Regions from separate parts of the Homo sapiens genome. Here region 1 is linked to region 2. The links are chromatin contacts, found by Hi-C or POLR2A ChIA-PET in ENCODE. All regions are on one chromosome and are shown on one strand. The core of a region is the stretch at or near the end of the contact, and the rest is flanking DNA. Distances in the headings are between cores, read along the strand shown. Region 1 holds the start of GSTM3 (glutathione S-transferase mu 3). Region 2 holds the start of PSMA5 (proteasome 20S subunit alpha 5).

Region 1 (5,206 bases), core at 1,741-4,240, 310 kb before region 2:
TTTAATAAATGGTACTGGGAAAACTGGCTAGCCATATGTAGAAAGCTGAAACTGGATCCCTTCCTTACACCTTATACAAAAATTAATTCAAGATGGATTAAAGACTTACATGTTAGACCTAAAACCATAAAAACCCTAGAAGAAAACCTAGGCAATACCATTCTGGACATAGGCATGGGCAAAGACTTCATGTCTAAAACACCAAAAGCAATGGCAACAAAAGCCAAAATTGACAAATGGGATCTAATTAAACTAAAGAGCTTCTCCACAGCAAAAGAAACTACCATCAGAGTGAACACGCAACCTACAAAATGGGAGAAAATTTTCACAACCTACTCATCTGACAAAGGGCTAATATCCAGAATCTACAATGAACTCAAACAAATTTACAAGAAAAAAACAAACAACCCCATCAAAAAGTGGGCAAAGGATATGAACAGACACTTCTCAAAAGAAGACATTTATGCAGCCAAAAAACACATGAAAAAATGCTCACCATCACTGGCCATCAGAGAAATGCAAATCAAAACCACAATGAGTTACCATCTCACACCAGTTAGAATGGCAATCATTAAAAAGTCAGGAAACGAGGTGCTGGAGAGGATGTGGAGAAATAGGAACACTTTTACACTTTTGGTGGGACTGTAAACTAGTTCAACATTGTGGAAGTCAGTGTGGCGATTCCTCAGGGATCTAGAACTAGAAATACCATTTGACCCAGCCATCCCATTACTGGGTATATACCCAAAGGATTATAAATCATGCTGCTATAAAGACACATGCACACGTATGTTTATTGCGGCACTATTCACAATAGCAAAGACTTGGAACCAACCCAAATGTCCAACAACGATAGACTGGATTAAGAAAACATGGCACATATACACCATGGAATACTATCCAGCCATAAAAAATGATGAGTTCATGTCCTTTGTAGGGACATGGATGAAACTGGAAACCATCATTCTCAGCAAACTATCGCAAGGACAAAAAACCAAACACCGCATGTTCTCACTCATAGGTGGGAACTGAACAATGAGAACACATGGACACAGGAAGGGGAACATCACACTCCAGGGACTGTTGTGGGGTGGGGGGAGGGGGGAGGGATAGCATTAGGAGATATACCTAGTGTTAAATGAGGAGTTAATGGGTGCAGCACACCAACATGGCACATGTATACATATGTAACAAACCTGCACATTGTGCACATATACCCTGAAACTTAAAGTGTAATAATAATAAAATTTAAAAAAAAGAAAGTAATGCAAAAACTGCAAAAAAAAAAAAAGAAAAAGAAAAGAAAATGGGCATAACACCTACTTCCTAAAGTTGTTGTGAAGCTTAAATTGGAATAAATTAGCTAACATACGTAAACACTTAGATATTGCCTGGCATATGATAGGTGCTCAATAAATGTTAATCTTATACCTCAGGTGAATTTGTGACTGGCCTTTTGCTTTCTTGGGAGGAGAGACACAGGCATTATAAATTTCACCTGTCCATGTGGTTTGTACTCTTCCTTTCTTCTGTTTAGCAAAATGCCCTTTTAAAAAGTCCCAACCTTGCTTCAGTTGAACTGATGGGCAAATGTGATTTCCCACACCTGAGCTAGGGGATCTAGGCTCTCAGACTGCCCTGAGAGCTGTGCTGCAGAGGCCTGGCCAGAACCCTCAGAGCAGCTCCGGACTCCTTCCTCTGTCACTCCTCCACATTCAACTAGAATCCTATGTCTCCCGAGTTGACCCTGTTGCAAATCTGTGCCCCTTTTCATTTGCATGGGCCCTGCCGAAATTCAGAAGCTTAGTTCTTCCCATGACTATAGGGGCCTCGGGCAGGTCTCTTGCTCTGTCAAGGTCAAAACCCCTACTTTCCTAAATTCAACCATTGATTCTCCATCTTCATCTTACTTGATCAGCCACACTTGACATAGTTGATCACTTCTCCCTTTAAACATCTTCACATGGCTTCTGGGACCTTTTGTTTTCCTCCTACCTCCCTGGCCACTCCTTTTCAGACTCCTTTGCTGGTTTGCTCTCATTTTTCCCTAACCTTTACATGTTGATATGCCAGAGCACCTCAAACCCTTAGACCTCATCTCTGCTACTCGTGCTCCCATGGTGATCTCATCTAGTCTCTGGTTTCAAACACAGAGTGATCACTCCTGTACTTGCTGTTTCCCTTTTCCTGGAGTTCTCTCTGCCTCCTGCAGGTAGGAAGTGATTCGAGATAAGAGAGGGAGAGAACTCTTCTGGCCAGGATAGAGGGTGATTCTGAGAAGGCTTCAAGGAAGAAGTGAGCATTTGAGCACGGCTACTTGAGGAAGGCTAGGCCATGGACATTAGGGTGCAGGCAGGAGCAGAGCAAACATGCTTGTAAAAGGAACAGCAATTATTCTGTTTTATATTTATATCAGCCCATGGTGGCCCCCACAGCAGAGTGGCTTGATCTCTCACCTCCTTCAGGTCTTTGTTTAAAGATTAACTTCTCCATGAGGCCTTCTATGAACATAACCTTTAAAAACATAAATCCCCTTCCTACTGGGACTCCCCCAGTTCCCACCCTGAGACCCCCTATCTCTCTTCTCGATTTTATTTCTCTCCATAGGATGTGTATCACCACCTGACTTACTAGCTATTTACTATATATTAGTTTATTTCTTCCCCATTAGAATGTAAACTTCCTGAGGGCAGGGATTTTGTCTGTTGAGTTCAGTTCTGTATCCCCAGCACCTAAAACAGTGCCTGTCCATAACAGGCATGTTAAACATTGTTGGACAGATGAATGAGTGAATGAAAAATGGTAGTACCTTTCCTCCTCCAGTCCATCCTACACAAAGAGGCAAGATTAATTTCCCTAAATGCGTGAGCATTAGGAAGTGGGAGGGATTGGAGGAGGAAATTATAATAAGGAATCCATAAATTACTTAAGCCCATAAAACAAAGGTAGGAAACATTCAAGATAAGAGACCTCTTCTGGCCAGGATAGAGGTTGGTTCTGAGAAGGCTTCAAGGAATAGGCAGACATTTCAGCAAGGCTGCTGAGGAAGGATAGGCTGTGGAAATTAGGATGCAGGTAGGAGGATCACAGAGCAAACACTCCAAGGTGGGAAATGCAAGTGTGTGTAGAAGGAACAGCAAGTATTGTTGGGTTGGGCTGGCTTATGAAGTTGTGACGGGCTGAGGGAGAGACAGGACTGGAAAAGCACGTTGGGGTCAGGTTGCAGAGGTCCTTGACTGACAGAGAGGGGAGCTTGGTCTGTGGGGAATCTTCTGCTCTGTGTGGTCAGAGGCTGGTCTGACTCTCCGGCCTTGCCCCAGTCTTCCTATCCTTCATCCAGCCCCGGCTGGCTCGGTAAAAACGGCGCGAATCTCGCTCTCCCTGGGTAACTAGGGTCCCCACTGCCTGGCTAGTGGTGCTTTTCGCGTCTTCACTGGCACCATTAATGAATGAAGTCTGGCTCCCACCCGCGGGGAAGGGAGGAGCCTCAACCTCGGGTCCTTTGCTCTCCTGCAGCACTCCTGCCCGGGTCCCGCCTCGGGGTCGCCAGGCCCTGAACCCCAACGCCGGCATTAGTCGCGCCTGCGCACGGCCCTGTGGAGCCGCGGAGGCAAGGGACGGAGAACGGGGCGGAGGCGGAGTCAGGGCGCCCGCGCGTGGGCCCCGCCCCCTTATGTCGGGTATAAAGCCCCTCCCGCTCACAGTTTCCCTAGTCCTCGAAGGCTCGGAAGCCCGTCACCATGTCGTGCGAGTCGTCTATGGTTCTCGGGTACTGGGATATTCGTGGGGTGAGTGCCGTCTCAACGGTAGAGCCGCTCGGTCAAAGAGACTGACGCGGAGAGGGCGGGTCTCTGGGTCCGCGATCTCCAGCAGGAGCAGCTCTACGCGGGAGCCTTTTCGAGCTGCCGAGCCACGGATGTCGACCCCTGCCCAGCCTCTGGGATCGCGGGCCCTGTGGGGAGGGGCGGAGGAGACCACGCCGGAGCCGGGCCTAGGGGCCGCTTAACCACCGCCCCGGCAGGACGCAGGGACTCGGCAGCCCCGGGCCGGGGAACGTTAGCGGGCGGGGGTTGGGAATGGGTGGGAGCTGCGCAGTCGCTGAACCGCTGTCTTCCCCAGCTGGCGCACGCCATCCGCCTGCTCCTGGAGTTCACGGATACCTCTTATGAGGAGAAACGGTACACGTGCGGGGAAGGTAATGCCGCTCCGCGTGCCCGTGCAGCCAAGCTGGCCCTCCACCTGCCCTGGTCTTCTTACGCCCAGAGGGTGGTGGCGTCGCGCCAAGGCCGGGTGGGACGTTTGCCCCAATCTGGGTGAATAGAGACACATCCTTTATCTGGAACTGGGGGTTCTCTTTTTAACATAGCCCAAACCCGTCTTAATGCTTAACCAAATAGGGCTCAGAGGCTCAATGGTTATGCTTTTGGGGCCTGGGAATTTGAGGTATTGGGACCAAGTCATTTCTTTAGATCTTTTGCTCTTGTCAGGTGGGGTATTAAGGAGGTTGGGTCCCACTTAATTCCGTCTCTTACAGCTCCTGACTATGATCGAAGCCAATGGCTGGATGTGAAATTCAAGCTAGACCTGGACTTTCCTAATGTAAGTGGCTTTAGTAGAGGTGGCGGGCAGAAGGGAAAGCCTTCAAGTATATCCATCCTTGCCTCTCTCCTGCCTGGTACAGAAGGATGCAAAATAGGGGATCTTAACCCGGATAGAATAAATAGAATTCAGGGGTCCTTGAACTGGATGGATATGTATTTTCATTCCCATTAACCACTAGCAAAAGTTATTTCCTTTTATTGTGAAGAGAGACAATAAGTGACATTGGTTATTAGCCATGTCTGTCACTTTGTCACTAGTAGAAATCAGGTATTTTCTTTTTTGTGTGTTTCTTGTTCTTTTGTTTTGAGACAGTGTCTCACTCTGTCGCTCAGGCTGGAGTGCAGTGGCGCAATCACAGCTCACTGCAGCCTCAACCTCCCAGGCTCAAGCAGTCCTCCCACCTCAGCCTCCCAAGGAGCTGGGACTACAGGCACACACCACTATGCCCAGCTAATTTTTGTATTTTTGTAAGAGACGGGGTTTTGCCATGTTACCCAGGCTGATCCTGAACTTCTGGGCTCAAACAGTCCTCCCACCTCGGCCTTCCAAAGTGTTGGGATTACAGGCATGAGCCACTGTGCCCAGCCTGAAATCAGGTAGTTTC
Region 2 (5,019 bases), core at 109-2,608:
TCTAGGACCAAGAATGAACTTTACTGGAGAGATACAGGCCTTGAGAGGTTAAGGACTTGACTAGTGGTATCACATTAACAACTGGAAATGAGATGCTGGCATTTCCCTTTCCAGCATATACTGCCTGATAAATGATTTCTTTCCCCCGACTCCAGCTTTAAGGTGTAAGTGACAAATAGAAATTGTTCATGTTTATGGTATACAACGTGACGTTTTGATATACATATATATACACACACACACTGCAAATAATTAAATGAAGCTAATCAACATAATCCATCATCTCACATACTTTCCTGTGGTGAGAACATTTAAGGTGTACCCTCTTCACAATTTCAAGTACACAATATATGATTATTAACTATAGAACTCATCCACCTTCTCTGACTGAAACTTTGTATCATTTGACCAACATTTCCCTATATTCCCCACCCCCGTGCCAAGACTTCTTACTTGCCTTTCTTGAACAAATACTTGAATTACAGTGTTATTACGAAGCTGCAAAGTTGCTCCTCAAGCAACTTATTGAAGGGAAGCAAGAAGCGTCGAAAAAGAAAGCGCTTTTTTTTTTTTTTTTTTTTTCGGATAGGGTTTGGCTGTTGCCCAGGCTGGAGTGCAATAGCACGATCTGGGCTCAAAGAAAACACTTATTTTTCACAAACAACAGAAAAAGCAGTGAATATTTTGAAGTCTGGATCCTGAACTCTAGGTTATTTAGGTCTGAAACCTGTACTAGGGGGAGGGGTGCAAGAAAGAGTTGATAAAATTACCTTAACCATGTGGAAACTTTAAGACTTTCTTACATACTAACCCCTCGCCCCCCACTTTTCTCAATAAACGAGCCAAACTGGCTGAAACGAAGGGACTCGTCCGCGGCGCCGGCTCAGACCCACTGTAGCCGACTCATTACCGCCCAAAGTCCTGGAGCCCTCGACCGGGCATGGAGAACACCGTGGAGGAACCCTAAGAGAGGGAATCCTGCGAAGAGAAGTCAGGTGGTGGCCTTGCCGGAAACGGGACCAAAGTCCTCTAGCTGGGATTACGGGAGCCGGCGAGGGACCTATTATGTCAGGGTTCAGACAACCCAGCTCTGCATGCAAGCCTTTCCAATTGCCAGTCTTGGGGCGGGCTCACATCTTCTCTACAAGGCGAACTCACTACACGCCTTGGGTGCCTATCGTCCCTAGCAACCACCCGCGATTTAAGGCGGAAGTACCTCCCTGGTCCTCCTCCTCCTCCGGACCAACCAAGCCCTCGTGAGGAAGCGCGTTGGCCCAATCACCTAGGCGGGAACTACTACCAGCCAATAGGAAGCAGGCACAGGAGGGCGGGCTAAAGAGGTCGCGGTCGCACGCGCAGTTGGTCCTTAGTACTGCGGCCGTGTGGGTGAGTTGGCTGCCGGTGAGTTGGGTGCCGGTGGAGTCGTGTTGGTCCTCAGAATCCCCGCGTAGCCGCTGCCTCCTCCTACCCTCGCCATGTTTCTTACCCGGTCTGAGTACGACAGGTCCGTGCAGCTGGGGGACGTCGGGTGGGAATTATGGGTGGGCAGGCCCGGGACCTGGCCGCGCGGCCTGGGTTCTGCCGTGTCATGGGGCTCCCCAGGAACCCGAGACTGGCCGGACCTGGGGATGTTATGCCCTCCTCAGGCGCCCGCCGTCCTTCCCCAAGCTAGACCACATCGGCGGCACTTGTCCTACCGCTGAGTCACCCCTGGGTCCTAACTCGGTGCGGAAGCGAGAAGCTCCGGCTGGTGCTTGGTAAAGAAGGCGTGAGGAGCCGGAACTCCTACCTTGAACCCGGAGAAGGCCAAGGGTCACTCTTTGCTCCGTTCATCTTTTCGTGCCTAGTATGACTGCCTTGAACAAACAAACAAAAAGTTAAACGTGCTTCCTGGAAGAAAAAGCAACTGGTTTGTAGTAGGGCATGCTGCGGTGTATAGTTTCTTCAGAAGCGCGAAGGCAGTCGTAGCTTTGGCTGGATATATTGTCTGGAGTCTGATTTTATAGGAACTGGAATTTAGAATGGTTTTCAAGAGATTTCTCATCATGCCGATTCCAATTGACCAAAATTTTTTCTGACTTTTTAAAAGTTTAAAGCAAGTTTTAAAAAACTTTTGTGGTATGAAAATGTTCACAATATTAAGTTGTACATATATATGCTGTAGACATTTTTACTTTCAGTTTCTGTTTTCGTCAGTTAAGTTTTTACATAGCTACTCTTTTTTAAAGTCAGGGAAGGCAGACATTTTCTTTGTACTGAGTGGTATGAGATGCTGCATTTCCTGTCAAGTATATGCTGATCCTGTCGAAGTTTTACCACCTGCAGTTACCACTTTTTCATCTTTTTTACTGACTCGTAGAAGATGTGTGTGAAGTTTTGACATATTTCCCCACTGTCCTATAAAGTGACTTTGTTGGTCGATATTTAACTTCCAGAACATTGAAGAGAATCATCTTCGGGTGACATAATTTTGAGTTAGGGTGTGTATGATAGAAATTGTTATGCTTATCAGAAGGCATTTATTAAATTTTGTGGCCATTTACTTAACATATGTATTGACTGCTTTGTTACTTATTTTTCTGTCTTCCCAAGACGGCCTAAAATACATCCCTTTTTATTCTCTTAGTTAATGTGCTTGAGTGCTTGCTGTGAACAAGGCACTGTTCTAGGTGCTGGTGCTACAGCAATGGACAAAATCAAGCTCCTTGCTCGCATATAGGAGACTCTTTTGAGACAGTCTCGCTCTGTGGCCCAGGCTGGAGTGCAGTGACGTGATCTTGGCTCACTGCAACCTCCCCCTCCTGGGTTTTGTTTGTTTTTGAGACGGAGTCTCGCTCTGTCGCCAGGCTGCAGTGCAGTGGCATGATCTCGGCTCACTGCAACCTCCGCCTCCTGGGTTCAAGCGATTCTCCTGCCTCAGCCTCCCGAGTAGCTGGGACTACAGGCGCGCGCCACCACTCCCAGCTAATTTTTGTATTTTTAGTAGAGACAGGGTTTCACCATGTTGGCCAGGATGGTCTCGATCTTTTGACCTCGTGATCCACCTGCCTTGGCCTCCCAAAGTGCTGGGATTACAGGAGTGAGCCACCGCGCCTGGCCTGCCGCCTGGGTTTAAGCAATTCTCTGACTCAGCGTCCTGAGTAGCTGGGATTACAGGCGGTGCCACCACGCCCGGCTAATTTTTGTGTTTTTAGTAGAGACAGGGTTTCCTCATCTTGGCCAGGCTGGTCTTGAACTCCTGACCTCGTGGTCCACCTGCCTTGGCCTCCCAAAGTGCTGGGATTACAGGCGAGAGCCACCTCGCTCGGCCTGAGACTCTTAAAGAATTGTTTACAGGTACAGTGGCTCATGCCTGTAATTCCAGCACTTTGGAAGGCCGAGGCAGGATTGCCTGAGCTCAGGAGTTGGAGACCAGCCTGGGCAACATAGTGAGACCTCATCTCTACTAAACATTAAAAAATATCAGCCGGGTGTGGTGGCGCTGACCTTGTCTCCAAAAAAAAAAAAGAATTGTTTACAGAAGTAACTATAGTGTGAGTCAGAAATATATTAATGCCATTAGAGAAATTCAAATCAATACCATGGAAGTTTTGATGAGGGATTGCATTCAATATGAGACGATCATGGAAAACTTCACAAAGGAGCTGACATTTAAACTAGGTTTCTTGAAAGAGTAGGAATTTAATAAAGACAGTGAGATCAATAGTTGTGGGTTGGAGAATATGGGATAAATGAAGGAGGGGCAATGGAAAAGCACAATACATTTTGGGAAAAGTCCAGTCTGACTGGCACATATGATACGTGTATGGGAACAGCAGGAGATAATGGGAAAAACAGGATGCTGCTAGATATTGAATGGTTTTTAATACGAGGCTAAGGAGTTTGGGTCCTATTTCTGTAGGCAACTGTGTGCTGTTAAATAATAATTGTGTTTTACAGAGATTAATTGTCTGAATTAGGGGAAAGTGAGTCAATACCTGTTAGTGTTAGGCTATTAACAATAGTTAGGTGAAAGGTAATGAGGGCATTGAGAAGGAAGAGTGATGTGTTACTGTGGAGGAGGAATTGATATGAATTGGTATGACTTAGCATATAGTTGGATATGGGAAAAGATGGGGAGGAATGAGTCAGATCATTTAGAACTTCGTATGTTGGGAACACTGGAAGATTTGAGATGTTTTAAATTAAAACTGAAATTGGAATGGCAGGAGATGAAGTCAATTTTGCAAGGTGGCTGGATTTAAAGAGATAATATTTCAAACTGGAAAACGTTAAGTGTTAAGTGCTAATAGGATATGCAAGTGGAAATGTTCAGCAAACATTTAAATTAGTTAGGAAAGAGGTGAAACTGGTAGTAGAGATTTGGAAGTAACTTGTGCTTAGCACTCTCCCAGGCTGGAGTGTAGTGGCACCATCTCGGCTCACTGCAACCTCCGCCTCCTGGGTTCAAGTGATTCTCATGCCTTAGCCTCTCAAGTAGCTGGGATTACAGGCACCTGCCACCACGCCCAGCTAATTTATGTGTTTTTAGTAGAGACGGGGTTTCACCTTGTTGGCCAGCCTGGTCTCGAACTCCTGACCTCAGGTGATCCGCCTGCCTCATCCTCCCAACGTGCTGGGATTACAGGCGTGAGCCACCACGCCAGGCCAAAAGCACTACTATATGACATGTTACCTGTTGTAAAGTCTGGACTCCATAAACCACGGATTGCAACCATCTCATTCATTTGTTCACATATTTTTTGTGTCCATTGTGTGCTCAAAGCTTTTATAGCTGAGACCATGATTGGTGCCTCTTCTCCGTAGGGATTTCCAGCACACTTGAGCAAGGAAAGGTGGAAAGTGTTAAGTGTTAAGGGGAAGTGTTTAGAGAGGAAAGCAGTCTGACATGTAAGTTATATAAATATTGAGTGAATGAACTAGGTTAGAATTAGGAACTACATGGATCTCAGTCTGTTAAGATAACAATAGTAATTCATACAAATAAGTAGAGAAATGTACCTGTGACTAACTTTTAGT

The links. Hi-C counts contacts between places; a loop is a spot of excess contacts on that map. ChIA-PET counts read pairs that join two places held with the same protein, here RNA polymerase II (POLR2A). Pooled maps may share reads with other maps.
Region 1: a pooled map shows a loop between it and region 2 (4-fold over the local background). The contact joins the promoter of GSTM3 here to the promoter of PSMA5 in region 2. A Hi-C loop is called at or near these places in 6 of 50 pooled maps. POLR2A ChIA-PET finds 5 or more read pairs at or near these places in 2 of 52 experiments (HepG2 and activated T-cell).

What each region holds. Positions count from the first base shown.
Region 1 is chr1:109,738,822-109,744,027 of GRCh38, reverse strand. It overlaps GSTM3 (glutathione S-transferase mu 3), which reads left to right and starts at 2,990. Exons shown (of 9, transcript NM_000849.5): 1 at 2,990-3,075; 2 at 3,517-3,788; 3 at 4,120-4,195; 4 at 4,535-4,599. The coding sequence starts at 3,741. RefSeq lists a silencer at 3,551-3,780.
Region 2 is chr1:109,422,787-109,427,805 of GRCh38, reverse strand. PSMA5 (proteasome 20S subunit alpha 5) reads left to right here and starts at 1,358. Exons shown (of 9, transcript NM_002790.4): 1 at 1,358-1,504. The coding sequence starts at 1,476. RefSeq lists enhancers at 798-857, 364-1,295.